Regions from separate parts of the Mus musculus genome. Here region 2 is linked to region 1. The links are chromatin loops, found by intact Hi-C in ENCODE. Cell type or tissue: gastrocnemius. All regions are shown on one strand. Links, peaks and the distances in the headings refer to the core of each region. The heading gives the core; the rest is flanking DNA.

Evidence for each region. Hi-C counts contacts between places; a loop is a spot of excess contacts. Peaks named below come from ENCODE experiments on the same cell type or tissue, not always from the same donor. Only the 100,000 strongest peaks of a DNase experiment are listed, where the experiment ranks them.
Region 2: a loop joins it to region 1, with 2.4 times the contacts of the local background. A loop is called at or near these places in 4 of 42 quality-filtered maps.

Annotation. Positions count from the first base shown.
Region 1 is chr6:119,961,852-119,977,925 of GRCm38, forward strand. It overlaps Wnk1 (WNK lysine deficient protein kinase 1), which reads right to left. Exons shown (of 28, transcript NM_001199084.1): 5 at 10,917-11,005; 6 at 9,007-9,226; 7 at 7,386-7,719; 8 at 6,625-6,812; 9 at 546-1,781. Among named protein-coding and RNA genes, the nearest start is that of Mir706, 64 kb to the right of the region's middle. In gastrocnemius, for the core only: no CTCF peak of the experiment used is centred there; a DNase peak (open chromatin) is centred at 6,706.
Region 2 is chr6:120,407,204-120,423,277 of GRCm38, forward strand. Kdm5a (lysine (K)-specific demethylase 5A) reads left to right here. Exons shown (of 28, transcript NM_145997.2): 18 at 1,042-1,156; 19 at 4,952-5,307; 20 at 8,013-8,151; 21 at 11,356-11,535; 22 at 12,197-12,358. Among named protein-coding and RNA genes, the nearest start is that of Gm24592, 34 kb to the left of the region's middle. In gastrocnemius, for the core only: no CTCF peak of the experiment used is centred there; no DNase peak of the experiment used is centred there.

The DNA.
Region 1 (16,074 bases), core at 3,408-11,407:
AAAATTAGACAATAGTCCTTAATTTTAATTTAATGTTTTATTTTTATCTTTAATATAGTGACTTGACTGATATCATCTCAAAATGGCACTTTCATTTGTTAAACTAAACTCCCACAATACGTTTTAAGTTCTTATAATGAAAAGCTATGTGTTTCTTAATATGACACCAAAAAAAGTTTTCATTACTTCCCATTTTGCTTTATGGTTAGTTTTTTAATCTTTAAAAACTTATTTAGAAAAATGAATTATACACTAAATCATTTTACTATAATCAAGACTGACAGACAAATGCATTTTCATTACTACCACAAAATTCCAAAGAGATTAGTCATTGATTCTGACAATTAAAATCACAGGCAAACCAGGTATTTTCTGCTTTATAGTTCATTTTTTACTACAAGTATTTATAACCACAAAAGAAATCCTACTAGGAAAATAAACAACATTCCTTATAAATCCATGATTCAGGTAAATGAGATAGAGAATTTAAATGCACTGGTGTATAATAGGGTAGTTTAAAAGAATTGTGAAAGTTTTCCTATAACCTGTGGATGGAGTGTAGATCCTCCTGAAGAATATGAAGCAGATAAGACCTGCTGAGATGTGGTTCCTTGGGGGAAACAGAAGAATAGTGGGGATTCTTGTAACACTGTCTGAGGCAGGCGAATAAAGGGCAATGAGACGTCAGAGCCAAAAGGTGCAGCTGTCCCCCCTGTAGGGGGAGGTGATTGAAAATCACTGAGATCTGAAGAAGTAATTTGAGAGGAATCACTGGAATATTCTGGGCTTCCTATTGGCCAGATTTGTCCCATAGGTTCTACCACAGAAATGGTCAATTCGGGGGCATGGTTATTACGCTGTTCTTCAGTAACAGGCTGCAGGTGGCAATGTAATCCAACTGACTGAGGAGACAGTTCTTCCTGATTTGAGTCCACTGCAACCTGCCGATTTCGGTAAACACGTTGAGGTAAAATCCCACCTCCTTCTCCTGAAGAACTTGGTGTTTGAGCATGAAATTCAAATACACAGTTGCTTCTGTTCTCATTGCTATTAGTTAACACAGCTGGTGCAGAATGAGGTACAAAGACAGGGTGAAATTTCAGATGTGTAGCATCTGTACTGTTAGGCGCAGAAATACTAGAGAGGGGTGATGCTGGACTTGGTCCAGAATCTAATCTTAAATTCTGAAGGTGTCCTACCAGGAAAGCCTGTCCAGAAGGAAATTCAAAGACAGAACTTGAGGCAGGGCCCCCCGGCACTGGCTTCTGTTCAGATATCTGTTTCATAGGACTTGACAGTACTGGTGAGTTGTATGAAATGCCCTCATACTGTCCTGCCACCTGGGCCTGGTAATGCACCCCAGCTAGATATACTGTTTCCTGAGGAATAAAATAGTGAGCTTCTTCTGCCAGTACTAGTCCAGGTCTATAGTCACTGTAAATCTGGGTTGGCTCAAACACAGGTTGGACCTGCATCTCACATAGCTCTCTATTTACTCTATTGGCTGTAGCACCCAACATAACTATGGCCTCTGGTGTCCAGTTAGTTGGGCTGCTACCAGGTGGAAGATGATTTTGGCCAACAGTCCTCAGCAGGGGTTGGAAGTGGCGAGTTTGGGCTTCCAGGAAGGAGGTGCTCTTACGTCGTTGGGAAATGGCTACTTTCGGTGGACAGGTGGGAGGTGGTGAAAAAGAAACTGGACGTTCATGAATAGTTGGGAAAAATATCTGTGATTCTGGGTATGTTGGGGTCCCCCCACACGGATGCGCCATGGACTGAGGCTGTATCAACATGAATAAGACAAGTAATTCATACATTCAATATGTAAAATTACATCAGACATGCACAGCTGGATAGTTCTGTGTAACCCCATGAAGTGGCCACACGAAAATTTTAATAAATAACAATGCTTTTGGAATTTATAGCAAAAATCCATTAAATACATCCAGGGCCAATAAAGTTAATCTGTGGCACTTCCTTGAATGAAAAAAAAAAAAAAAAACCACCCCAGTTGCTTTCCCACAAACTTGCTCTGTCAAAGCAAAGGCATGAATTAAAATTTCCCAAGTAATTATTCTATTTTACCTATAATAAATGTGTTTATTCTTAAAATATTTGTCAATGGAAATAGGTAAAGTTAGAATATTAAAGGATAATAAATAACCTTATAATTTTTATAATTTAAAATATACTTCAATTTAAGCTACTGTTCATAATGCTATGACATCAGTCTGTTAGAGGCTTCAGTTATTTTTCATCAACTAACAGTAGATGATCAGAAGAAATTTATAATAGTATAAATCAGAAGAGGTTTTTGCTATATGGTATAAGATAAGCCAAGTACAGTAGTACATACTTATAGTAATGTTAGCACTCGAGAGGCTGAGGCAGGGGGATTTTAGAGTACAAGGCCCAAGCAATTATATAGTGAGACTACCTTAAAAAACAAAGAAGAAGATATATGACTTGTTGTTCCCTTCTGTGTTTAAAACTACAATTAATAGTTTCACTATAAAACAAGTTACAGACGCTAAGTCATTCTTCTGATCATTGTTGAACACCATGAGTTTTCTAACTCTGACAAACCAAGCAAATAGGAGGTAAACCTGATTTTATGGCACATTTTGTTTACTGAATTTAAGACTGAGCTTAGAATCCTAGCTTGCCAAATGCAATATAAATAAATTTCTACCATGTACTGGACTCCTAAAGTCTTTGGTGAGCATATGTAAGGGTCCAGGTTCAATCCTTAATAACACAAAAACAGGTGTTGAGGTCAGAGGATAACCTCAAGTGTTGGACATCACTGTCCAACTTGTTAGAGACAGGTGTTTGTTGCTTATGTATACAACAGACTACAGGGCACATGAGATTCTGGAGAGTCTATTACCATCTCCCATCTGGAGATTATGGGTAGTCACTAGTGCACCAGGCTTTACATGGGATCTGAGAATCTACATTTAGGTCTCCATGCTTATGCAGCAAGTATTTAAGTTATGGAGCCATTTCTTCAACCTGCTAAAGTATCCTCCACCAAATCAGAATGCTTATATTTTATTATTCAACTTGTGTCCTGAAGCCATAAAACACAGTACAGTTAACCATTTTCCTAAGTAAAAATCTGGTGTCATTAGTTCAGAATATTCTCTTGTTTGGAAAAGCAGCAAACAAGGCCTTATAGCAATTAATGTAATTTGAGAGGTTTTATCTTTCATAGACACTAATGGACACAAGGAAAATTATATGTTATATATGTGTCTAATGTCTATGCCCCATTTTATGTAATCTAAGAGGTGAACAAAAAAGTGCTTCCCAGAGAGGAAATAGCCTTTTGGTTTCCTGACATTTCATTTTACACAAATGACTAAATTAAAATCAACTTTTACTCCTCACTTGACTAGTTTAAAAAACAAAGGACTCAGTTATATTCCTTAAGAATAAATTGAGGAGAAAACACAGTTGGTCAATGTTTGGTAGACTCTACTTTTGATTAGGCTAATGAGTTTAGTAAAGTACTATACATACTTTTTGCTAAGATATGAAAATGAAAACTCTTATCAATAGAAGATAAGAAAGTATAATAAAAACTCTACTAATATGTGCTAATGACATTATAAGCATTCTCTTTCATTGCCTCTTTGCTTTTTATTCCCATTTAACATCTTATTACAAAATGTTTCCTACAGGAATAGTTATCTTAAAAGCACAACATTTGCTAATAGTTTAGCTTTGCGCTTTAAGCATATTCTCCATGCCCGGATGTATTCATTGGTTAATGGTTTTTCACTTTTCAGGAAGTTTACAGTTACATACAGTAGTGACAAAGAGGGAAGGCAGGCTGGAGCGTCGGTGCTTGCGCTGGGAGGCAGAGTGCATAGGCAGGACACTCTCCAATGCTTTAGAGAGTTTTTCGGCAAAAGTTTCCTCAGGGGCAGTCCGAAGGAGGGAAGGACAAAGAGGTGCAGACAGCACTGGTGGTGGGGTGGAAGGAGCACTGGGAGAGATGCGGGATAGAGAGGGAACAGCAGAAAGATGGGGAACACAAACCGACATGCTACGGCCACGACGAGGCTAAACAGAAAACAAACACACATGAAAAACACAGTACTTTGAAAACAAAATAACCAAATGTACAGTGATAATAGGGTATAGTTAACATAAAGAAATGTTCTACCTTCCCCAATTCTACCAAAAAAAAAAAAAAAAAAAAAAAAAAAGGAAAAAAGTGTAAGACATAATTCTACAAAGCACACCTGGTATATTGTAACTATTCTCCCTGTTCTGCTGGGTTTGTGCAGGTTTTCTTATAAACAATCAAAAAGATCTTGAATATTTTGACATAATACTAACTGCTAAGTTATTAATATTAAGTCCACTAATTTAAAAAGAATTACTAACAATACCACACAAAAACAGTTAACTAAAAACTTACTAAAATTAAGTAAGAATAAATTCTATTAGAGTACGAGATTTGGGAGATTAAGGTTACATTATTTGCAAGAGCTCAGGCCATGTGAGGGAAATAAATGCATCTATTTTAGAAGGCAGCATAAAAAGTTGTTTGCTTACACTACTTTATTATACTTGCCATGTTCTGTACAAAGGTTAAAAAGTCAGTGATCAGAAGAAAAAAAATTCACAAATGGGTATCAGAAATATTTTATACCGTTATAAAGGAGCCAGTTGGGGGAAATGCCTTCTATTTAAATCTCTAAGAATCATTACCACCCTCAAAATAAAAAATTCAGTTTAGACCTACAAAATTTGAAGTAGCTTAAGACAAAGAGTTTAACACAGTTACGGGTTGTCTGGAGCAAGTTTATGGCCTATTTCTTTTTCAAAACTGACTGCAAAAAATACTTTCAGCCAAACTTGGAGCCTGTAAGTATGTATCATAATTTAGTTCATTTTGGTTCCAATTTTTTACCTGCCTTTCTTATTTTTAAACTTTCTCTTACAGTTTATCCATTATTGTAAGACATAGTTAGTTCTTGAAATGAGACAATAGAATTATAAAATATTTTATTATAAAGACTTGTAATTCTTTATAACTACTCTATTAGAATACTGTCATCAAAAATCTAGAAAGTATGATTTTAGAGCAGCAAATAAATACAACTATGTTAATGGCTTAAGCATTTAATATCTACATAAATGATCAATCCTGTTTGTCTTTTAGAAACATACATAACCCTGTGGTGGGGGAAGTCCCAAGAGGTTGAAAATAACTGTTAAGCAAAGGGAGATTGTCAATATTCAGAAATAAATTACCCAAGATTATTTACCACATTAAGCCTAAAGAACAGACTGTTAAAAGAGGTTAATATATATATTAGTAGTAGTTTTCTTTGTATTAATGTGTCCATTAATCTTGGGGCCTATGTCCAAAGCAGGACTGATCAATCAATGGACTCCAAAATAAACATCTTTTATAAGCAAAAAGCATCTTCCTGGAAAAAAAAGATTCATTTAATAAAGATAGGAATTCTTCAAAGTTCAGATTAAAGCCTTCTGAGGAGGGAGGAAAATTGGTTTGCGTAAAGATTGTTCTAAACAAGTGATAGAGTAAACAATTATCATCTAGTTCCTTCTGAAGTATACGATCTAGCTTTTTTCCTCCAAAGACCTCACAAAGAGAGTCAGCAAAAGAAATGAGAATATTTTATGATTCATTTACTTTAACATTCACTATTGAAAATGGACAATGTGCATACACATCATGTACACAAACATAAACTATTCCAAGAAATTACTTCTATAAGCTGACTCTGAAAATAAACTGGTAATGAAATAAATACCAAATAAAGGGAAAAAGCAAATGAACATATACTGGGAAAGGAACACGCATAGCAACTGATGATCAACTAAATACAAGCAATAAATTAGTCAGAGGTCATACAATAAAGGATTCCTTTACTCTATAATATTCACATGCAACATTCTATAATAGTTTGAAGGTCTTACCTGGTTTTTATACAAAAGAAAAATCTTAAAATGTCTTTAGTAAGTAAGCTTTTAAAAATATTAAAAAAACAAAAAACCAAACCAATGTTCCACCCACAAATCATTTGGTATATCTAGTTTAAGCCACCGTGAAAAGTTTTAATTCCTAGGAGTCTTAATATTCACAAAGCTGCTTTCTGTAGGAAGTTCAGCTGATTTTCACTTTTAATTGTGTATTTTACCCAGTTTGATCTACTCCAGTTATGCTCTTATAAACTGACTTGTTTAGAAATACCATTAGCCTCAGTCTCTGCACTGAACTGGTTTCAAATTACCCCTACAGATATCAAAATCTGCAGCTGGCTAAGTACTTTATATAGATTATAGTATTTGCATATCGTCTCTAGATTATATACTTATAGTACCCAATGTAATTCAGAAGCCATGTCATATTGGTAGGGAATAACAAGAAAAGTCTGTACATGTTTGGTACTAATAAATTTTTAAGCGTTTCACTATTTAAACACCCCCCCAAGTAAAAACAATAGATATCGAGACTGACTAGACTGTTTATATTCTCTTAGACTCACAGTGCTACTTAAATGACATAAATAATTTCAATTTAGCAGATTACCTATTGGCTATTATTTTAGTATTAAATTTTCTTATTCATTTACTCACCATACTTGAGGGTGGATACACCCCATGGGGCTGAGATTGTGCTTGGATACTAGAAACTGTATGTCCTGGTGCTGTGCCAGTAGAATGTGCCTGCTCATGTTGGGAACCATAGGAAACAGTCTGTTGGCTGCTCACTCTGGATTCTGTGAATACGGATGATCCTTGACCACTATCAATGGTTCCATCAGCTGAAGGAAAAATGAATCATAAGAGGGAGGGAAATGGAAGAGGAAGAAATTGTTCACATTTAGAGTCATTACATTAATATTATTGGTTATTTCTTTATTCAAATCTGAAATAAATTAAAAAAAAAGAATAGCTTAAATGAGTACTTAAAAAATATTTCTCTGATTATCACTGAATGTTATCATCTGCAGAGCAAGCAAAACTTAAGTCTTTAATTGAATCCAACTTCTAGGTCTTACCCTGTGGAGACCTATGTGTACTTGATTTTCAATTAATGAGCACTGGTCTTATCAATTTTTGGTCTGCTATGCAGTTTTGCTAAAAGAGCTGAAACAGATTAACAGCTACAATTATAAATCCCAAACTTTGTTCATTCTTGATTATTCTCAATTTTAAGGAACTAGATAGAACAGACAACTAAAAGCTCAAAATGTCAAGATACTGGAAGTTTTTCAAACTTTCTTCTATTCTAACCACATTTCCTCAGTGTTTTACCCTTCTATTAATCATGGGTACAAGAATGGAAACATATAAAGAAAATAATAGCACATTTGTTTACTTCCCCAGATACTTACACAACACAGATATACTAGGTTGCTGATATTGCAGCTGTTGATGTTGATCTGCCTCAGGTTCTTCAGGTTCTACCTGTGTAGAAACTGAAGCAGAGGTGGCAGGAGCAGTGGGTATGCCAGTGCTAGCAGCAGAGAGCTGCTGGATTCCTGCCTGGGAAACGCTTGCTTGTTGTTCATTCTGCTGTTTGAAACTGCTCTCTTCTTGTTTTCTTTTTTCTTGCTCTTCTCGAACCAACTGCCGCTGCTCTCGTTTTCTCTTAATTAAGGACACCCTATCTTTGATAGCTTTAGCCATGGTCTTGTGATCACCTTCACAGACATAACCAGACTCAACCTACAGAGTAAAAGAGTATATTAGGAAGAAAAAGGTACCCCAAGGAAAATTACTTCAAATAGTAAAATTACTAGTCTGCATTAAGTTTCCCCACAATTGTGGTAATCAGAGTGGGCCCCACTCCATGGGAAGACCAGCAGTCTCAACTGTCCTAGACCCCTGAGATCTCTAAAACACTGAGCGTCCAACCAGGCAGCATACACCAGCTGATATGAGGTTCACTGACATATATACAGCAGAGGACTGTCTGGTCTAGCCTCAGTTAAAGAAGATGCACCTAACCTTGAAACTTGAAGCCTTAGGGAGTGGGGTGGTCTCGAAAGGTGGGGGTTGGGGTTAAGGACATCCTCTTAGAGACAGAGAGAGGAGGTATGAGATGGGGGAGGAGGGAAGGTTGAAACAGGGTAAAGGACTAAAGGATAAAAACCAAGCAAACCAAGCAACCAACCATTAAATTAAGTATATTTTTCACATTTGGCCTTTTTTTTTTAAACATTGAATAATTTTTTTAAATCCTAGTAAGGGTACTCTATGTCTATCTGTGTAATAATTGACCTTTATTGTCTTTTTATAGGCACTGTGGCATATCTAGATTTGATTAAGGATTTCCTTTAGAACTGTGATCTTTTACACATACTTAAAGTAAGGATACATGGTTAGTAACTTGATCTTCAAAACACCCTTCAAAGCAAGAAAGTTTTCATAATACTTATTTTTATTATTTAAATCATGTGTGTGCAGATGAAGGCCCAGTATTTGATCCCCTGATGCTGGAATTTTAGGCAGACGTGAGCTGCTTGATGTGGGTAGTGAAAACTAAACTAAGGATCTTTAAAAGAGCAGTATACACCTGTAACTGCTATCTCTCTAGCCACGGAAGTAAAAATACTTTATAATCCTATATCTCTCTACAGTATTTATCAGGATGGATCAAAGGCTAACCAGTATTTAGAAACAATTCCAAAGGAGGAACTATTAGCATTTATAGGACTCCAGAATGCATCCCAGTCTCATATCTAATTTATCCACTTGTACCTCCATGTTATTTCCCTCAAATAAAAAAATCAAACCAGATTATCAAAACAATATCAAAATGCACAAAGAAAGAACTTAAGGAGAAATTATAGGAACCCCCTCCCCCACATCCAAAGACAAAACACTTGGGAACAACACAACTTCATATTAATGACATACATATCATACATCACTAATTAAAATAGTTGTTTTGTTTTTGCCTATCAGTTTCAGTAAACATAAATCTACAACATCATCTAAGGGCCAATTTACCATTTCTTGAGCAACATCTTCTGGTACATCCCTCTCCAAGTCAAAGGAAAACTCAATAGCTTCATTGTCTTTGTATTTTCCCTTTAATTTCTTAATATCTTCAATACGCAGCCATAATTTAATAGCTATCTTTTCTCCATCATCTTCTTCTGCTAATTCTACCCGTACCCCTGTTTCCTCCTGGAAAAAGGCATGGTTCAAAAGGTCTTTGATGGAATATCTTTCAAAGAAAGAAAAAGAAAATTAAAAAAAGTCATTAGTTTGAAAAAACATTTTTCTTTCTTTTTCTGAGGTAGTATCTCACTATGTTGCACAGGCTGGCCTCAGACTACAGAATATTAGAGGCATAAGAATGACTTTCAAATGTGTGTTTACTATTATTTAGTTAAGGGGAAAATCTACAATAGAAATTTTCAACATTAATCCATATGAATAGTAATGTTATAGAAGTGTGTGTGTGTGTGTGTGTGTGTTTGTTTCTGTGAGTGAGTGCTGGCAATGGAATATATTACCTTATAAGTGCTAGACAGCTACATCTCCAGCATATAGTCATATTACAATCTGTTTTTTTAATAACTGTCCTTAGGGACAAATTTTAGATCAAATGATCTAATCTTATTAGTAGGATATAATTATGGGAAGTAATACAAAATACCAAAGAAGCATAGCAAAACAAGCAAAACAAAAGCTCAGAAGACAAAATTATGTATGGCCTTGTCTGACTCTTGAACAATAACTATGCAATGGAATACCATTTATTGACTAATGTAAAATGAAGATTGAGAAAAGGTTAATAGTCTTTCTCAAAGTTCTACAATAATCAATTATATTATCAAAACTAGACCATAAATTTATTGATTTCTAGTTTGGTACTTTCTACAACAGCCACCTTTATCACTACAATAAAGTCCTTCAATTCCTTATCAACACTTGTGGATTTAGCAAGTCAGAGGCTGGTTGCATAACAATCATTCTTTTTTAAACAAAATACCAGCAATCAAATAAAACGTTCCATCCATAAAAGAAACAGAATAACATTGTAAGACTCAAAACAAATATCCCTTTGTTTACAGTGAAAAAGTCTTAAAAGAGCAAAACAGAAACTCAAACTAAATATCCAGAGAAAAGTCTTAAAGATCATGATGTTAAGCTCTTCTAAATAACAAAGTTTTGAAACGAACATGAGCCTACAAGGGTGAAGATACAGAATTCTTGAATTTGTCTGATATACCCAATGGTGCCCAAATTTTAGGAGATAGGTTATGCTCAATTTACAATTTATATTTGTATTAATTAGGATAGGATGGTGTAGTTTTTCTTTTAAAGCTGGTATGGGGGTGTGGTAAAGGCAGATTATTTTCAAATAAAGATCATGGCTCTTTGCCAAGCCTACAGTTGACCCATTAGCTACACCACCTAACAGATACTTGACACTTTTCTCAGAAAAGTTCTGTTTGTACAAATGACTAAACCAGATCTCCTCTTAAGCCTTAAGTAAAATCTCTTTTTACTCATAGGAATTTTGATGTTTTGCTTTTTTAAATCTTGGAATAATGACAGAAAAAAAATCCAGGCCTGTGTAGCTGAGCTGATTTTCAATAGCCAAGATTTTACTTTACCTTTCAAACTTTAATGACAAAAAGATTAAGGAATAGGTTTGCTTCATTGGAAAATAAACACTATTGTAGAGCTTTCTAAATTATCCTATAAGAACTCTCTTGTAAGGTGGTTCTAGCTTACTTAAAAATCACTAAACCACTTTTTTACAGTTACAGTGGTCAAATCTAAGTAGCTTCAATAGAAATAATCTGATTTTTAAAAGTGTCCTTGCTATGAATGAAAAAATGAAACACAAGTATTAAATTTACCTCTCATTGTTCAAATAACACCATGTCAAAGAAGCAACTTACCTTTCATCTTTGTTTTGTCGGATACATCCTTCAATAATTTCTTTTACTTCAGGAATTGCTACTTTGTCAAAACTGGCTGGCTTCACTCCCTAAAATCCAGGGGGGGAAAAAAAAGCCATAGAAATAATGAAGTAATGAGAGGAGAATGCTGGACTTTTAAATAGGCTGCCTTTTTAATATCCTGGCCCTTTTTCCAATGTACCTGTAAGACCTGATCAGTGTAGGGACCAGAGGTATTAAGTGGCAATCTCAAGAAACAACAAATAGTATGGCAGGTCTTTTAGCAGAAAAAAATTAGGCTGCCGATAACATCTTACAGTTAAATGGTATCCAGGTGCTCTGAATGGTTAGAAAATCTTTTGTGCAACCTTGAAAACATATTGATTACTTCAGCCTTTATTCTGGACACTGAACCCAGGAATAGGTATGAATTCACACAGTTTGGTAGACATCCTATTATATAATACTCTTTAAAATACTTAATATTAAGAATTATGGGCTACTATTATGCCAGAATAACTAAGAAGCAACTTTACATAAATAAAACAGAAAAATGAGAATCAGGAACAGTGATATGTCTATAAGCCCAACACTTTTGAAATGGAGGCGGGAGGGTCAGGCTTGCAAGGTTATCCTTGGAGCCATGTCAGAATGGAGTACATCAGAATCAAACCTCTCAGTTATTAATAGGCATCCTACTGGGATGTTTTCTATGACACCCCACCACTACCAACCCAGCTAGAAGACTTGTTGAAATCCCTGGAAATGTTGCATTCTTATCTTTATCTTTTTTATCGGCAGCCTAATTTTTTTAATTCTTATCTTTAAACACTCCCCTGCCTCTAGCCTAGAAATTTAAGAGTCTGGCTACAGAATTTTACTATAAACAACCCCTCCACCTAAAGTGTCAGAAAAGAGACACTTCTCAGAGTCTCTACCATGCTATTGGCTCCTTTGTCAGTTGGTTCTTGGAATTAATAATGTTTCTAATGAAACAAAATGAAATAGATGCACCAGCTTAATTAGTCAGCAAGGCCATCTTTCCCCCTACTTGACCCTAGTACTTCTGACCACTGTCTGCCCAGTAGTTTTCTTCTTTTTGCTTCAGTCTAGCATCTACCTACAAGTCCCCTACCTGGCAATTTGACAAATTCACTTTTTTCTTGTTCTTTTTTTTTAAAGCATTGTTACAAGTGTCTGACCTGCTGATTATAATAAATGCAGATTTAACAAAAACAAACTCTTCTTTCTAATAAACTCACTAGTGCCTAGTAATCTGTTAGTATCCTTTGAACAACCTGCCCCATCCAAAACCAGAGTTCAAGGGCACCTTGGGCTACCTGTGACCCTGTCTCAAAACAAAAACAAACCAAAAAAACCCCCAGTCATAAAATGAACATTAATATCAGACTCACATTTAAGAAGAAATCTCATCAGCACTACTCTATCTGAAACTAACATCACAGTGTATCTTAGTTAGGGTTTTTATTGCTGAAATGAAACACCATGAGGAAAGGAATCTGGAAATGAAAAAGCTTATTCGGCTAACATTTCCATAGTATTAGGGAAGGAACTCATGACGGGAACACAAACGGTGAGGAACCTGGAGGCAGGGGCTAATGCGCAGTGTTTACTGGCTTGGTCCTCATGGCTTGGCTCGGGGATGGCACCACACAAAATGGACTGACAAACACCCCCCCCACACACACACACACACATACACACACACAATCACTAAATCAAATCCTACAACCTTACCTACAAAACCATCGCATGGAGGCATTTTCTCAATTGAGGTTCCTTCCTTTCAGATGACTTTGTGTTGTGTCATGTTGACATAAAACCATCCAGTACAGTAACAGTTTAAAATTTTAATTTGATAAAAAATTCTTTGGCTGGATATGATATCACATGCCTTTAATTCTAACACTATGGAGGCAGAGGCAGGCTGATCTCTATGAGTTCAAGGCCAGCCTGGTCTACATAGTGAGTTCCAGTATATTCAGGGATGTGTACAGAAACCCTGTCTCCAAAAACAAACAAATACTTCAAAAATAAAACTTTCAGCAAAGTGTCAAAACAGCACTATTGGAGAGATAGGTTAGAAGAAGGCCTTCGCATTTATTGCCATTTCAGTAATGATATGGATTAAGAACCAAGTGCCGGGCATGGTAGCACACTCCTTTAAGTTTGAGGACAGCCTGATTAATTAACATAGTGAGTTCTGGGCCACCTAAGGGCTACATAGTACAACCTGTCTCAAAGCAAACCCCCAAACCTAATCCACTCCCAAAAGGAATCCAGGGAGATATAGCAACATGTATAAGTGGTGATATAAATCTGTAAACACATAGATGGGAGGGAGTTTGATACATAAATTCTAACCATCTCTACAGTCTCTGTAACAGAAATAAAACTAGTGATAACTGAATCACAGAGAGATACATAATCTTTCACAAGACTAAATAAAACACAGTAGTTTGAATTCTTCAAGTGTAGACTGAAAATATTAATATTTGTCTTGATCCTGTTCAAGAAACCTCCTTGGAAACTTTTTACAATAAGGTACATTAAGTCCTAGAGGAAATGTATTATAAGATTCAGTACAGTTTCAGACACCCACTGGTTATACATCAAATGATTTAGTGTCAAAGTCGTTAAACATGGAAGTGAGACACAAATTTGATTAATTCTCATTAATTACCTGTTGCATTCTTTCAAGCAGTGACTTACAGAATTGTGCTCCTAAGAGTAACTTTTTACAGCAACTGACTGCGAAATAGAGTAAATCCTCAAGTCATATGAAGGTAATTTGAAAGTTTAAATCTGAGAAAGACTACTAACATCACTTTTTTGTGTTTTCCTCCCTAAATATCTTTGTCCACATAACTGTTTGAGAATTTCATGTATGCATATGTGCCTTCACCTAGCCTATCCATTCTCCCACAAATCCATGCACACACAAACCCCTTTGAGTCCACTTAGCATTGCCAGTATACACTTGAGTGTACAGTCATTGTCTGGATCCTATATAATAACCTCTTAGAGACTGTCCCTATTCATACTAGGATTTTGTCTGGTTTATTTAGCCAGGTCTTGTACATGCTGTCACAACTGTTATAAGTACATATGTGCAGTTGCTCTGCTCTATCCAAAACACCCCAATAAGTTGTGAAATGTATTAATATATGGGTATAGTGATACACCATTATGAGTCATTTTAATATTATACCCATTAGCTGAATAATATTAGTAGGTATTTCTCTAGGGCCTATGTCCTTCTTGGACAAACTGCAGTTACAAGCATGTGTTCTCTCTTAGGAAGTGGGCCTTAGATCCAATCAGTAAGTGTTTGAATGCTGGACATAATGACACAGCCTTTATTCCCAGAACTTGGGAGGCAGAGGCAGGTGGATCTCAGAATTAAGAGGCCACACATTTAAGTTACAGGACAATCAAAGCTCCACAATGTAGGTAACCCTACCTAGGAAAATAAAGCAAAACAAAAGCCAAAAGGGATTGGGGGGGATATGGTTACCTCCATAACATCCTGCCACTGTTGCACCAGTAGCCATATCTTGGCAGGCCAGTCTTTATCTTAGCTAACTTCACAGCTGAGGGAAGCCTGGTGATGACTCTTTTCCACTAGTGGCTGCACCTTCCATAACTAAAAAAAAAAACCGAGCTAGTAGGGATGAAGCTTCTAGATTGTTATGAGGCTTTGCTTTCTCCATGTTCTAGGTACTAGTATGTAGTACCTTCAGTAATATGATCTTACTATTTCCAGATGACAATAGCCTATGAGATCCACTAACAACCAACTCCAAGATAGGAAATGCATGCCTACCACTGGGGCTTTTTTTTTTTTTAAAATACCTTATAGTGTCAAGGAGAACAACTGTTTTTCCCCCTTACCTCACCTCAGCTACAGGGTAACTCCTTTTAATTTCTTTGTATGTTTGTGTAGATTTAGAAAGTTTCTACATTAGTAGGTTTCCATGCAGCATTTCTGAAAGTCTTTAGTTTAAATTGTCCCTACCCATACTCCATCCTTGTGAGTGCTAGTATTAAAAAAGCCACCCTGGTGGCACACACCTCTTTTAGTCTAAGATATCAGGTATTGGACAGAATTGCAGTAATTCCATACTTGGCTAACTTAAAGAGCTTATAAAAACAAACAAACAAAAAAATACTTTTCCATGTTAAGATATGGGTCTTGATTTCCCTGATGACTAAGGATGTTGAACATTTTTTAAGTGCTTCTTGTCCATTTGTGATTCCTCTATTGAGAAATCTGTTTAGCTCTGTACCCATTTTTAATTGAGTTACTTTAGGTTACTGGAGTCTAATTTCTTGAGTTCTTTATATATTTTGGATATTAGCCCTCTCTGTCAGATGTAGGGTTAGTAAAAAATTTTTCCCAATCCATAGGCTGCCATTTTGTCGTATTGACAGTGTCCTTTGCCTTACAGAACCTTTTCAGTTTCATGAGGTCCCATTTATCAATTGTTGATCTTATAGCCTGAACCACAGGTGTTCTGTTAAGGAAATTGTCTCTTTTACCAAGGCTACTTCCCACTTCCTCTTCTATGAGATTTAGTGTATCCAGTTTCATGTTTTGAGGTCCTTAATCCACTTGGACTTGAGTTTTGTGCAGGGTGATAAACATGAATCTATTTGCACTCTTCTACATGCAGACATCAAGTTAGACCAGCGCCATTTCTTTTTTCCATTGTATGGTTTTGTCAAAAATCAAGTGTCTGTAGGTGTGTCTGTTTATTTCTCAGTCTTTGATTTGATTCCATTGATCAATCTGTCTGTTTCTGTACCAACACTATGCAGTTTTTAATCACTATTGTTTTATAGTATAGATCCTGAGATTCCACCTTACACCAGTCAAAATGGCTAACATCAAATACTCAAATGACAGCACATGCTGGCGAGGAAAGGGGGAAAGGGGAACACTCCTCCATTGCTGGTGGGACTGCAAACTTGTATACTCTGGAAATCAATCTAGCAGTTTCTCAGAAAATTGGAAATAGATCTACCTGAAGACCCAGCTATACTGCTCCTGAGTATATATATACCCAAAAAGATGCTCTACCATGCCACAAGGACATATGCTCCACTATGTTCACAGCAGCTTTATTTGTAAAGT
Region 2 (16,074 bases), core at 4,706-12,705, 450 kb after region 1:
TAGCTTTATTTTCTACCTTTTGTTAGAACTGATTGACTTTTTAGAAGAAGTTACCTTTCTAATTTTACATTTTTCTTTTCTTCAATAAACTTATTCCATTCTGCAACACTCTTTGACTTGCTGTTATTCGTACATACCAAGTATGCTCTTGTTTAGGGTTCCCGATTGTTTTTCATTCAGCTTGGGGTTTTCCTGCCATATCTGAGGCAGCTTGTTCACTTCTTTCTTCTTCTGACTTTCCTTCCTATTTTATAAACAATTTCTGTGGTATTATTTTATAGTTATTCAATATATTTCTTCTATCTGTGTGGCTATTTCTATAGTACTTTACATTCGATTTTAAGTTTTTATTTTTTTAAATCTAATCAGAGAACCTTTGCTAGAGACATTTTCCAGTGGATATTAACTTGCTTTTAGGAAAACTTGACCATATTTTTCTATGTCTCAGTATTATTTCGTATCAGGCAGAGCTCAGACCTGTTTCAAAATAAGTGTACGTGTAAAAGATTTTGGGGGACTGAAGAGTTGGCTCCATGGTTAAGAGCACTGACTGTTCTTGCAGAGGTCCCAGGTTCAGTTCCCAGTACTCACATGGCTTCAGTTCAAGAGATCTATGTATGCCCTTGCTCCTCCTTGAGCACCACACTCATGTGACACACAGACATATGTGCAAGCAAAACATCCATACACAGAAAATAGAAAGAGCTATAGTAAAACAAAACAGAATTTGGGATGTATTTAGGGGGTTCAGTAGTCTAAAGCAGATCAAAACCCTATGTTCCCAGTGTGAGCCTCTTTAAGATACAAGGATTTCATTTTCTCAGTGGTCTTCATGTTCTACCATGGGAATTTATTTAATGGTCAAATGTATAGTAGTTATAGATTAGAAGGACTGTTACTATTTCTTGATAATTATCTGGGGGGAATTATTCAACACTAGAATTCTAGGATTTCTAAGGCTTTAATTCATAGGAGAGTAGGAGCCCCATTTGATATCAGATTGACTGTATTTTTCTATGTCTCAATATTATTTCATATCAGGCAGAGCTCAGATAGTGGGAAGACTCGGACCAAACTGACAGTAGAAGAATTGAAGGCCTTTGTCCAACAACTTGTTAGTCTTCCGTGTGTCATCAGCCAAACTCGACAAGTAAAGGTGAAATATTCTTTTTGTTTTATTTACGAGCTTCTGTTCCAAATTAGAATTGTATGTATAGACTAGTGTTAGGGTCTGTGTATTCCTCCCTATATATGCTATCTTAAGAAATCTTAGATAGTATACATATGAGATACAAAATTTAGAGAGTTGAGATTTAGATAGACTACCTTTAGAAAGACTGGGCAGACTCTTGGCTTTTTTTTTTCAAGTTGTTTTGCCTCCGTGTATATCTGTGCACCATGTGTGTACAGTACTCATGGAGGCTAGGAGAGAGAGCATCAGATCCCCTGGAACTGCAGTTACAGGCCATTTTCTTTACCATGTAGGTACTAGGAATCACACTTGGGTCCTCTGGAGCAGCAGCCAGTGCTAGTGCTGTTAACCACTAAATCATCATTTCTCTGATCCCTTGGCCTTTATTCCATTTAAAAATCCTGAACTATGAGTACTTTAGAATTATTCTTCTCTATGCTAATTTTGAGTCAAAGTTCCATCTAACACAAATGTATTTTAAGTGCAGTGTACATAAAAAGAACAGAGAGTATAGTGATAAATCATTAATAATGCATGACACTTAAAAATCAGGGCTCTGACATTTCTAGGACTATTATTATTTAATGATCATAGAAAAATCTTAAAGGTGGCCAGATAGTGGAAGCACCTGCCTTTATAAGATCTTAGTTTGTAATATCTTAGTATCAGTTACATTCTTGTTTTATTGCATCTTGTTAGCTGTCTATTTTAGGAACAGTTTTCTTCTAAGGCTGCTTATGACACAATTTGTATCTTTTCTTCATTTTCTCCCCTTTTAAAAAAGTTTATTAATTTATTATTGTTCTTAGCTTGACTAATAAGTGTTAGACTATATCAACGAATATAGCCCTTTCTTTAGGTGTGCCCTCTTCTGATACCTTCTTATTTGTCTGGTTTCAATGAGTATCACCTATATCATGTTGATTTTCAAATCTCTAGCTCTAAGATTTTTTCCTTTCCTTTTTTTTTCCTTCCACAGACCCTATGTTCTGATGATACTCTTTATTTCTGTAGGCAGACTAAAAAGAATGGTAAAAGACTTCTGATGAATCGATATACTTGTTTCCTTGTTTCCAGTAAACACCTTATTTCTGTTACTTAAAGTTTGCTGTGTGTGTGGGGGGGGGTATGTGTATGGTGTCTGTTTATTTGTCTGTAGAACACTTGCATGCATAGTGCCCAAGGATTCTAATAAAAGAGGACATCTGATTCTCTGAAACTGAAGTTAGAGATGATTGTAAGTTTCCCTATGTATGTTGGGATACAAATCTTCCTCTGGAAGAACAGCTTGTCAGTGCCCTGAGCAGCTGAACCATCTCTCTGGTCCCTGTAATACCTCTTACTAACTGTTTTTCTCTTTCCCTTTTTACTGTTAATGGCCATCTTATAAATCAAATTAGACTCCTTTCCTATGATTAAAATTTTCTTGTGGATCTCCAGAGTTACAGATGGAATCATTTTTTTGTTTTCTTTTGTTTTATTTTCAAAACAGGGTTTTTCTGTATAGTCCCAGGGGTTCAGGAACTTGCTCTGTAGATCAGGCTGGCCTCTAACTCAGAGATCTGTCTGCTACCTGAGTGCTGGGTTTATTTAAAGGTATGTGTCACCACTGCCTGGCTTCAAATGAAATCTTAACTTGCTGTAGTCTGTAAGAGTTATCTCATCTGTCTTCTGCCTACTTAGTTTTGTTGCTTGTACTTCACTCACTTGTAGCAACATACTGAGCTCAGGCAACTCTAAAAATCATGTGTTTAGTGGCTCTGGGGCTGTGTGTAGTTCATTTAGTAGAATGCGTTTCAGAAACCCTGATCTACAATATCAGATTAATGAAAAACAAAAATCAGTATGGCAATAAACATCTATAATTCCAGTGCTGAAGGAGGACTAGAAGTTCAAGGTCATATTTAGCTACATAGTGAGTTTGAGGTCAGCCTAAAATACATGAAAACCTGCCTCAAAACAAAGAGTGGGGCGGTGATTAATGTTTGTCAGACTTGAACATTTTCTACTACACTCCCATCCCACCTCTCCACCTCTTCATTTAATCTTTACTTTTCCTCTTCTTTTCTCTCTCCCTTCCTTCTTCCCTCCCTCCCTCCATCGCCCTCTCCCTTCCATCTTTCCTTCCTTCCTCCCACATGTATGGTATACATGCACTTACATATGTATGTTCATATGTAAACACATTAATACAGGTGTATGTGTATGTGAAGGCCAGTGGTGTCTTTTTCAACCATTCTCTATTTAATGAGGTGGGGTCTCTTTCAACTTTATTTACTGAGCAAGGGTTCTTGCTGAACCTGGAGCTCACCTATTCAGCTAGTCCAGCCAGCCAGCTTGTTCTGGAACTTCTCTTTCTGTGGCTACAAGTCCTAGGATTACAAGCAGGCCACTATTCCTGCCCCATCTCTGTCTGGATCCTCACATTTATACAGCAAGCATTTTATCTACTGAGCCATCTCCCTAATCTTTTGTTTAGTTCTGGTTCACTCTTGTATATGGTTACTACTACTAACTAATAGACCTTTTTTCACCTTGGGCTATTCTGTTAGGTTGTTCTGGTTTATATTTAGTATGTGTAACACTAATTGACACAGTTTTATTTAGATATTTACTACTATCTATTTAAATTAGAATGTATGGGGGTCTATCAAGATGACTCAGTGGGTAGAGGTGCTCGTCACCAGACCGAATGAGTACCATTCCTGATACCTACATAACTTATGGTGAGAACCACCTCCCACAAGTTGTCTTTTGACTTTGGCCTCTCCCCTCATCTTCAAGAAAGAAAAATGGGAAGAACAAAGGAAATGCTATAGAAATGCCTGTGTCTACATTAGTCAGCATTTAATATTTATTGAATATATCAGTTGTACTTTCCTTGTCATAAGAAGACATGTTTTGTTGACTTAGCCATTTTTTTTTCCTGAAACAGGGTTTTTCTGTATAGCCCTGGCTGTCCTGGAACTCACTCCGTAGACCAGGCTGGCCTTGAACTCAGAAATCCACCTGTCTCTGCCTCCCAAGTGCTGGGATTAAAGGCATGCGCCACCACTGCCCGGCTAACCATATATATATTTTTAATATATGAGTACACTATTACTGTCTTTAGATACACCAGAAGAGGGCATCAGATCTCATTACAGATGGTTGTGAGCCACCATGTGGTTGCTGGGAATTGAACTCAGGTCCTCTGGTAGAGTAGTCAGTGCTCTTAACCGCTGAGCCATCTCTCTAGCCCAATTTAACCATATTTTAATTGAAGAGGTGGAAGCTATAGAGGTGGCTCAACAGTAAAGAGTACTGCTTGCTCTCCCTGAGGACCCAGATATGGCTCCCAGCACCTACATGGTTGCTTATGACCATTCTTAACTCCATCTCCAGGGGGTCTGAAAAACTCTTTTGCCCTCTCAGAACACAAGGCACCCACACATACCTGTGGTACACATATACACGTGTAGATAGAACACTCATGTATGTAAATAATAAATCCTTTTAAAGGGGACTATAGAAAGAAATTAGTTAGCAGGTAACATGCTAAGATTTTCAGATGTCTGAATATCTTGTGCTATTCTGGTGAGACTGTAGGAGAATAGAATTGACACTATACCTGAGCTATTTCTAGCACTTCCTCTTTTAGTTTTTTAGTAGTAACACTGGGGATCAAACCCAAGGCCTTGTACATACTAGGCAAATACTACATTGTCAAACAAAATCTGCTGCTTATTTATGTTTCATTTTTTTTTTTTACATTTTCAGAATCTGCTGGATGATGTAGAAGAATTTCATGAACGTGCCCAGGAGGCCATGATGGATGAAACCCCAGATTCTTCCAAACTCCAAATGTTAATAGACATGGGCTCTAGTCTCTATGTGGAGCTACCTGAATTGCCCCGACTAAAGCAAGAGCTCCAGCAGGCTCGATGGCTGGATGAAGTAAGGCTAACTCTATCAGATCCACAACAAGTCACTTTGGATGTCATGAAGAAATTGATTGACTCTGGCGTAGGCTTGGCACCTCACCATGCTGTAGAAAAAGCAATGGCCGAACTACAGGAACTCCTTACAGTCTCTGAACGATGGGAAGAGAAGGCTAAGGTCTGCCTGCAAGCAAGGTAAACATATTTTTCCCTTTAATAACTTAAGTGAAGGGGTAGGTAGAGAGATGGCTCAATGTTTAGAGCACTGCTAGTTCTTCCAGGTACTAAGGTTCAAGTTTCAGCACAAGTGGCACATAACTATTTGTAACTTCAATCCTAGAGGATCTGATACCCTCTTTTAGCCTCTATCACTCCGGGCACACACATGGTACATAGACAAATATACAAGAGAAAGCACCCATCCTGAGTAAAAGAGTAGATGAGGTGGAGGAACATAAAGCCCATTTCATTAACTTTCATTATTTGTCTTGTGCCTTTTGACCAATGACTAGTAATCAAATGTGGCTACATGTAGAGAGTTTCAGATATGTCCAGACTGTTGTGTAGAGGATGTTGTTAAGTAATTCCCTGAAATGATGGGAAATAGTATTGTTTCAAGTCCATGCTATCAATACAATTGCAAAATCAGAGTTACAAAATGCTCATTAAAGGGGAAGACTGCCAGTTCAGCAGCTAAGAACAATGGCTCCATATCAGAGGATCCCTGGTTTGATTCTTAGCACCCATGTGGTGGCTGACAACTGGCTGTAACTTCAGTTCCAGAGGATCCAAACGTGCACATAGGCAGAACGCCCTTGGAAGCATTTGATAGGGAAAACTTTAGGTGACTTCATACAGTTTTGCTTAGTTAAAAGGGGCCTCTGTGTAGCCTGGATATTTTGCTTTGTAAATGCTGTGTAGAATACATACCAATATTTATTTATAACTTCTGATATCCTAAATACTCAAAGAACTATGTATCATCTCTTTGTGTTCATGGAGATTGGAACATTTTAAATGGGGAAAGGGAAATAACTTTGGAATAAGAAACTAGTAATTTTTGAAGCTTCTCAATTTTTGATTAAGTCACTAAACTCTGTAATGATTTTGACTCAATATGATTTTATCTGTCTTTTAACTATGTTGCCACTAGCTTAACTATAATAATCATTATATATTTCCCTTGAGTGTTGTAGTGCGGTGTTTGCAGAGTATCTGCTCCGTATCACACTATTTCTACATTTCTGTGAGGATAGTAGTAAACAAGACCCAGAAGGTCCCAATTTCTATAGTGCTAAGATTTCAGTGAGGAAAAAATGGTAGATAAATGAATTTTAGATACTTAATATCTTGAAGAAAATAAAATAAAAAGTGCTGGTGTCTGGCCAGGTGATGGTGGCACATGCCTTTAATCCCAGCAATCGAGAGGCAGAGGCAAGCAGATCTCTGTGAATTCTAGGACAGCCTGGTCTACAAAAGAAGTTTCAGGATATCCAGGGCTACACAAACTCTATATCAAAAAGTCAAAAAAAAAAAAGAGGAAAAAAAGGTGGTAGTGTAATTTTCTATTTCTGACTGACTGAGCTTTCAAGCCTTCTGAACCATATCTTAGTACATTTGATCTCTTAGCATTGATTACTGTATCTTCCATTTGCCTTTTCTTTGCTGCTTAAATGATGGCTTTTTTATGGAAATAACAGCCTCTTCTTTTTACTCTATATAAAGTTTCCTTGGAAATTTCATGGCTTTATTTACCATCTTTGTATATATTTATATAGCAAAACTTTTTTTAAGATGTGGGGGGGGGGTCTTGCCATGTAGCTCTGACTGTCCTAGAACTTTTTTTTTTTTAAAGATTTATTTATTTTATGTATGTCCATTACAGATGGTTGTAAGCAACCATGTGGGTGCTGGGAATTGAACTCAGGACCTCTGGAAGAGCAGTCGGTGCTCTTAAATGCTGAGCCATCTCTCTAGCCCGACCTGGAACTTTCTATGTAGACTAGGCCTTGAACTCACAGAGATCCATCAGGTGCTGGCATTAAAGGCATACATCACCACAGTATCCTAACTCATAATATTTTAATCAATAACAAGTTTCTTTGGTAAATGCCTTCTGGTTTTTGTTTGTTTGTTTTGTTTTGTTGTTTTAGCTAATGCCATTGAATTTTCCCATGTCTCCTAACATGGAATTCAATTCATGATGATAAGACTGAAGCTTCCCACTGCTTTACATAGTGGATGTGTGGGGCTCAGAATCCTTTATGTGTCACTGCCCACACTCTCCTAGTTCACACTCACTCACACTCCATCATTCCTGCACCTACCGTAAAGTCTTCAGTCTCAAGATGAAACTGACTGCTTAAAAACAAATTTTGTCCATACTTTTTTTTTTTTCACTTTCTTTCATTAGGTAATGTACTTTTTTAGAGCCTTCGTTAAAGCACTTTTAAGTCTCTAGGCAGAATTACTTACTATTGCCTGTGGCTATGAGCCCAAAATAATTTGTTCCAATACCAGTGTGATTCTTGGATTTTGATGAATGAGAATAAGATCATCATAAATGTGTTGCTAGCCATGCCCACCTCTGATCATTGCATGTATTTTAGAGAGGTAGAGTAGAGGTAGTCTAGGACTAAGTAGTAAGTAGTAAAAGGAACCTGGAGTGAAGACTCATTCTGAGTCAGTACATCAGGTTTGTCAATTAGTTTATGAGAAATAAGATAGTTTTCTTGTCTGTAAAATAGAAATAAAGATGGCAGCTGCTTTGTTTGCCTTGTGGGAGTGTGAAAAGAAGTGAGCTCATGAATATGAGTTTCTTACACACTGGAAAATGCTATTTTAATTCTTTTAGTAATTGGACTTTTACATAGTATCTTACTGTTTTATTGTTCATTTAGACCTCGGCACAGTATGGCAAATTTAGAAAATATTGTGAATGAAGCCAAGAACATTCCAGCCTTTCTACCCAATGTGTTGTCCTTAAAAGAAGCCTTACAAAAGGCTCGTGAATGGACAGCTAAAGTGGAAGCTATTCAGGTAAAGAAACGTTCAGATTAGCCTACCTGTCAGGTATTACGTTCTTATAAATAAATTAATAAGCCTTACTTCATTAGAATATGCATAATAAAGTAATAGTTCATCTATTCTTTCCTATGATCTTAAAATTCAGAATATTTAAAGGTAAATATTTAAAGGTAACTAGTTTTGATTAGGAAAGCTGTAGAGTTAGATAATCAACTTTTCAGAGAAAGGGGCAGGTATAAATTTTATGACTACAAATTATTTCACAGTTTTTACTCTTTTTGGGGGGAGGGGTGTTGTTTTTTTGAGACAGGGTCTCACTGTGTAGCTCTGATTGGTCTGAAACTCAGAATAGAGTTGTACTACATTCAGTTACTTTTTTGAGAAATAAAATAGTTTTCTTGTCTGTAAAATAGAAATAAAGATGGCAGCTGCTTTGTTTGCCTTGTGAGAGTGTGAAAAGAATTAAGTGAGCTCATGAATATGAGTTTCTTACACATTGGAAACTGGCCTGGACTTAACTGCATAGAGCTGCCTGGCCTCCAATTCACAGAGATCTGCCTGCTTCTGCTGTCTCAGGACTGGGCTTAAAGTCATGTACCACTACTTCTAACTTACCTTCTTGATGATTTTTAAGAACTGTCTGTCCGTCCTTCCCTTTGGTAAAATACTGGCTTGAAGGCTCTGAGTGAGTAGATTCTTTTACTAGGACAGCTCTTCAGGTCACATGACTTATAGTTTTACCCAGAAGATAATCCGTGGTCAAAGGACCATAGTTGGACACCAGAAGGAGTAAGAATGAGTATATTATTTCTTGGCCCTTTTTGATATCTGAGCGTTTTTATTTGTTTCTTTAAGCTAACTCTTCTTATCCTGCTACCTTAGTGATTTTTGCCATTAGTGTTTCATAATAACACAATATATTATTATTTAAAAGCATTGTTTAATTGTATTTGTGCCTGAATGTATGTTTATGTACCACATTCATACACAAGCCCAGAAAAACTAACAGAGGGTTTTGGATTTCCTGGAACTGGAGTTCCATGCTGTAGTGAGATGTAATGTGGGTGTTGGGAACTGAGCCTGGGTCTTATACATGAGCAGAAAATTCTTAGCCACCAAGCCATTTCTCTTGTCCCCTGTCTCTATATTATTATTGTAAAGAATTGATAGAGTTAGTTGGCTATTTTTTTTAAAACACTGTTTCATATAGCCTAAAACTGCCTTCAAGCTGTGTAGCTAAAGTGGGCCTTGAACTCTGAGTTTACCTCCTATCTTCTGAGTGCTGGGATTATATGCATACACCAGCAAAAATTCATAGATTTGTCTTTATTTTCCAAGACATGTCAGTGTATCTTTCAAAATGAAATTTCAAGCAACCATATCAGTTACTACATGGGAAATAACATTTTCCTAGAATGTAGTAGAATGGTTCTGAAAACAGAAGTGATTTCACAGCATGGAAATACTGAAGCCACATGTCTTTTGGAGGGAAGTAATCATTCATAGCTTTCATTCTGTAACTGCCCAGGAGTGACTATGCGGTCTAAGGAACTGCTTTTAATCTTATATCCATAGAAATTAAATTTGGGGTTGTAATGGTAAAATAGATTTCTACACTGCAAAAAAGATTCTTCTGTTGTCCTCTGTGATTCTTTATGAAGGCTGAAGCAATGGCTTAGAGGTTAAGAGGACTAACTGCTTTTGTGAAGGACTTGGGTTCAGTTCCCAGCACTCACATGGCGACTCACAATATCTGTAACTCCAGTTCCAGGGAATCTAACACCTCTGACCTCTGTAGGCGCTGTACATGCTACACATACATATTGGCAAGTCAGTCTCATAAAATCTTTAAAAAATATTTACTTGTTTTAGTAGCAAATTCATTCTTTTTTTTTTTTTTTTTTTTTAAATGGTTTTTCGAGACAGGGTTTCTCTGTGTAGCTCTGACTGTCCTGGAACTCATTCTGTAGACCAGGCTGGCCTCGAACTCAGAAATCCGCCTGCCTCTGCCTCCCGAGTGCTGGGTCATTCTTCATTTCTAATTTCATTTTTATATTTCTGTTCTTTAGCTTGTCCTTTGAAGTATTTTTATCTTACTGGTTCTCTTATTTATTATTAAAAGAAAAATTTTGGTAATTTGTTCATTAAAAAATGAATTACTTGGGCTGGAGAGATGACTTAGCAGTTAAGAGCACTGGCTGCTCTTCTGAAGGTCTGGAGTTCAAATCCCAGCAACCACATGGTGGCTCACAACCATCCGTAACAAAATCTGACGCCCTCTTCTGGAGTGTCTGAAGACAGCTACAGTGTACTTACATATAATAAATAAATCTTTTTAAAAAAATGAATTTCTTGCTGGGTAATAGTGGCACACATCCTTAGTCCCAGCACTTCGGAGGCAGAAGCAGGTGAATCCCTGAGTTCAAGGCCAGCATGGTCTACAGAGCTAATTCCAGGACCATCAAGGCTATGCAAAGAAACCATGTCTTTAAAAAGAAAACACGGGACTGGAGAGATGCCTCAGTGGTTAAGAGCACTGACTGCTCTTTTAAAGGTTCTGAGTTACCAGCAACCACATGTTTTTAGCTCACAGCCATCTGAAATGGAATCTGATGCCTACTTCTGGTGTGCAGGCATATATACAGGAAGAACATTGCATACATAATAAATTAATAGATAGATAGATCTTTAAAAAACAAAACAAGCTGGGCATGGTGGCGCACGCCTTTAATCCCAGCACTTGGGAGGCAGAGGCAGGCAGATTTCTGAGTTCAAGGCCAGCCTGGTCTACAAAGTGAGTTCCAGGACAGGCAGCAGGGCTATACAGAGAAACCCTGTCTCGAAAAAACAAAACAAAACAAAAAAGTTAATTCCTTTGGCGGCAGAGGCAAGTGGATATATGTGAGTATGAGGCCAACCTCACCTACACTGTCTCAAAAATAAACTACATTAAATTAATTTTTACTAACCTTTTCTGTAAAAAATTTGAAGTTTAAATTTATTAAAAAGACCTAATTACTTTAAGACAGAAATTAACATGAATACTGAGGGTGTCCCTTGGTGGAACTCCTACCTGCCTAGTCTACAAAGGATAGGTTCCATTCCCTTTTTTGAATTTAAAAAAAAAGAAACAAAAGCATTAACTAAGTTCCTCCAAATATTTTGCCAGACTCCATGAAAGAATTAAAATTGTATGGATCTACTTTTTTTTTCCAGAGTGGCAACAACTATGCTTACTTGGAACAGCTTGAGAGCCTATCTGCTAAAGGACGCCCTATCCCTGTGCGTCTTGATGCCTTGCCTCAAGTGGAGTCACAGGTAGCAGCAGCACGGGCCTGGAGAGAACGTACTGGGCGGACCTTCCTTAAAAAGAATTCCAGCCATACATTGTTACAGGTGAGGAATAATTCATGTGTGTGCTTTGGCACTCTCACAGCAGTTGATAAACCACTCCTGGTAGAGGTATTAGTGAAGTGGTCTTTTCAGTTAACTTAGCCTTCATTATAATTTATTTCTGTTAGCTTGTATCAGATGTGAAATTCAAACTTGGAGTCTTAGGCAAACTCTTATTTCATTAATCTATGCTGTATCCATGAAAAGCAACCAGCATATATTTAAACTTCTGTCAACAGACTCTGCTAAAGAATTTTATCCCTCAGAGACAAATTTAATTCTTTTTTATCTTGAACAGTTGAACATCTTTAACAGTAGTCAAAGAGGATAGATACACTTTGGAATTTCAGTTTTTGTCCTTTGACAAGTTGTCCCTTGTCTGAGTCCATTTTTCTTATCAATAAAATCTGGGAATTCGTAACTGCTGTGTACAGTTGTGAAATTTTAATTAGATAACATACCTGTGATGTGGTGGGTGAGGGAGAAGGAGCACCATAAATTATAGGACAGACAGGGCTACAGAGTAGGATCTTGCCTCTTAAACATTAAAGTTAAGTGAATAGGAACCGTGGACATGGAGAGTGTTCCAGTAATGGTTATTTTTACTCTCAAGGGTTTTAATTTTTGAACTAGTTTATTTTTTAATATTTTTAAAATTTTGCAGGTGCTAAGTCCACGAACTGACATTGGTGTATATGGGAGTGGTAAAAACAGGAGGAAAAAGGTAAAAGAAATAATAGAAAAAGAAAAGGAGAAGGACCTCGACCTTGAGCCTTTGAGTGACTTAGAGGAAGGACTGGAGGAGTCAAGAGATACAGCCATGGTGGTAAGGATCCAAGGGACAGACCTTGAGTTTGCTCTCTGAATGCAAAATTTTATGAAGATGTTAGCAGGTTCTTAACTATTTGTTTACCTATCTTGTGTGTATGTGTGTGCAGACGCACCTGCACACACGTCATAGTGTAAGAAGTTTGCTCTTCTTTTTCCAAAGATTTTCCCCCACTTTTTCCTCCTTCCTTCCTCCCTCTCTCCCTCTCTCTCTCTTCCTCATGTATGGTTGGGTGCTATCGCACTGAGTTATATTCCCAACCTCCACATTTATTCCTTATTGTTCTTATAATGCAAAATATTTCATCAAAGCAGTCCATACTTTTCTGTTTTTGTGCTTTGGATTAAGTGTGGATCTCTGGACTGAGCGCTAGTGTGTTCTGCTGCTGAACTATATCCTCCCTTCAGTTTTAAATATTTTACGTGTTACTAATCTGAAATATTTATCATTTTTTTTGTGGTAAGAATATCCAAAGGTTTTTTTATGTTTTTAGTTTTTTGGGAGGTGATCTTGAAGTAATATCTTATATTATTACTATATTGGTAGAAACTACTCTTAAATGAACTTTTTAAAAAAGATTTATTTATTAATTTTATGTATATGAATACGGTGTAGCTGTCTTGAGACACACCAGAAGAGGGCATTACAGATCCCATTACAGATGGTTGTGAGCCACCATGTAATTGTTCAGAATTGAATTCAGGACCTCTGGAAGAGCAGTCAGTGGTCTTAATCACTGAACCATCTCTCCATCCCTTTAAATGTACTTTTTAAAATTAGACACCCCATCCCCCCCCCCCAAAGAACAGCTTTAATTTCTAGAAAACTGAATGAAAGGCACAGGTATTCTCCATGAATTCTTTGCCCATTTCTTTTTTTGAAACTATTTTTTCTAGTCTTGACTTGTGGGAATAAAATTGCTGAGTTATGAGTAATAGCATTTTTATGTGTTTTTTTTTTGTTTGTTTTTTGGGTTTTTTGTTTTGTTTTTTAGATATTTTCTTCATTAACATTTCAAATGCTATCCCCAAAATCCCCTATGCCCTCCCCCCCCCCCCACCTCCCGATCCCCAACCCACCCACTCCCACTTCCTGGCCCTGGCATTTCCCTGTACTGGGGCATATGATCTTCACAAGACCAAGGGCCTCTCCTCCCATTGATGGCCAACTAGGCCATCCTCTGCTGCATATGCAACTAGAGACACAGCTCTGAGTGTTACTGGTTAGTTCATATTGTTGATCCTCCTATAGGGTTGCAGACCCCTTTAGCTCCTTGGATACTTTCTCTAGCTACTTCATTAGGGACCCTGTGTTCTATCTTATAGATGACTGTGAGCATCCACTTCTGTATTTGCCAGGCACTGGCATAGCCTCAAAAGAGATAGCTATATCAGGGTCCTGTTAGCAAAATTTTGCTGGCATATGCAATAGTGTCTGGGTTTGGTGGTTGTATATGGGATGGATCCCCGGGTGGGGCAGTCTCTGAATAGTTCTTTCTTCTGTCTCAACTCCGAACTTTGTCTCTGTAACTCCTTCTATAGGGTATTTTGTTCCCCATTCTAAGAAGGAAAAAGTATCCATTCATTGGTCTTCCTTCTTCTTGAGTTTCATTTGTTTTGCAAGTTGTATCTTGGTAGTCTTAAGTTTCTGGGCTAATATCCGCTTATCAGTGAGTGCATATCATGTGTGTTCTTTTGTGTTTGGGTTACCTCACTCAGAATGATAACCTCCAGATCCATCCACTTGCCTAAGAATTTCATAAATTCATTGTTTTTAATTGCTGAGTACTAATCCATTGTGTAAAAGTACTACATTTTCTGTATCCATTCCTATGTTGAGGGACATCTGGGTTCTTTCCAGCTTCTGGCAATTATAGATAATGCTGCTATGAACATAGTGGAGCATGTGTCCTTATTACAAGTTGGAACATTTTCTGGCCCAGGACAGGTATTGCTGGATCTTCTTGTCGTACTATGTCCAGTTTTCTGAGGAACCACTAGACTGATTTCCAGAGTGGTTGTACCACCTTGCAATCCCACCAACAATGGAGGAGTGTTCCTCTTTCTCCACATCCTCACCAGCATCTGCTGTCACCTGAATTTTTAATCTTAGCCATTCTGACTGGTGTGAGGTGGAATCTCAGGGTTGTTCTGATTTGCATTTCCCTGATGATTAAGGATGTTGAACATTTTTTCAGGTGCTTCTTTCTCAGCCATTCCGTATTCCTCAGGTGAGAATTCTTTGTTTAGCTCTGTACCCCATTTTTTAATAGGGTTATTTGATTTTCTGGAGTCCATCTTTATATATATTGGATATTTGTCCCCTATCTGATTTAGGATTGCTAAAGAAAGATCCTTTCCCAATCTCTTGGTGGCCTTTTGTCTTATTGACAGTGTCTTTTGCCTTACAGAAACTTTGCAATTTTATGAGGTCCCATTTGTCGATTCTCAATCTTACAGCACAAGCCATTGTTGTTCTGTTCAGGAATTTTCCCCCTGTGCCCATATCTTCAAGGCTTTTCCCCACTTTCTCCTCTATAAGTACTATATTGAATAGGTAGGGAGAAAGTGGGCAGCCTTGTCTAGTCCTGGATTTTAGTGGGATTGTGTCTTAGTCAGGGTTTCTATTCCTGCACAAACAATCATGACCAAGAAGCAAATTGGGGAGGAAAGGGTTTATTTGGCTTACACTTCCATACTGCTGTTCATCACCAAGGAAGTCAGGACTGGAACTCAAGCAGGTCAGGAAGCAGGAGCTGATGCATAGATGGAGGGGTGTTCTTTACTGGCTTGCCTCCCCTGGACCCACAAGGGGCCTTTCCTCCTTGATCACTAATTGAGAAAATGCCTTACAGCTGGATCTCATGGAGGCATTTCCTCAACTGAAGCTACTTTCTCTGTGATAACTCCAGCTGGGTCAAGTTGACACCCAAAACCAGCCAGTACAGATTGCTTCAAGTTTCTCTCCATTTAGTTTGATGTTGGCTACTGGTTTGCTGTATATTGCTTTTATTATGTTTAGGTATGGGCCTTGAATTCCTGATCTTTCCAAGACTTTTATCATGAAGGAGTGTTGGATTTTGTCAAATGCTTTCTCAGCATCTTAAAGAGATGATCATGTGGTTTTTGTCTTTGAGTTTGCTTATATAGTGGATTACGTTGATGGATTTCCATATATTAAACCATCCCTACATCCCTAGAATGAATCCTACTTGAGCATAATGGATGATAGTTTTGATGTGTTCTTAGATTAAGTTAGTGAGAATTTTATTGAGTATTTTTGCATTGATATTCATGAGGGAAATTGGTCTGAAGTTCTCTTTTTTTGTTGGGTCTTTATTTGGTTTTGGTATCAGAGTAATTGTGGCTTCATAGAATGAATTGGGTAGAGTACCTTCTGTTTCTATTTTGTGAAATAGTTTGAGGAGAATTGGAATTACATGTTTTTTGAAGAACTCTACACTAAACCCATCTGGTCCTGGGCTTTTTTTTGTTGGGAGACTATTAATGACTACTTCTATTTCTTTAGGGGATATGGGACTGTTTAGATCATTAATCTGATCCTGATTTAACTTTGGTGCTTGATATCTGTCTAGAAATTTGTCCATTTCATCCAGGTTCTCCAGTTTTGTTGAGTATAGCCTTTTGTAGTAGGATCTGATGATGTTTTGGATTTCCTCGTGTTCTGTTATGTCTCCCTTTTCATTTCTGATT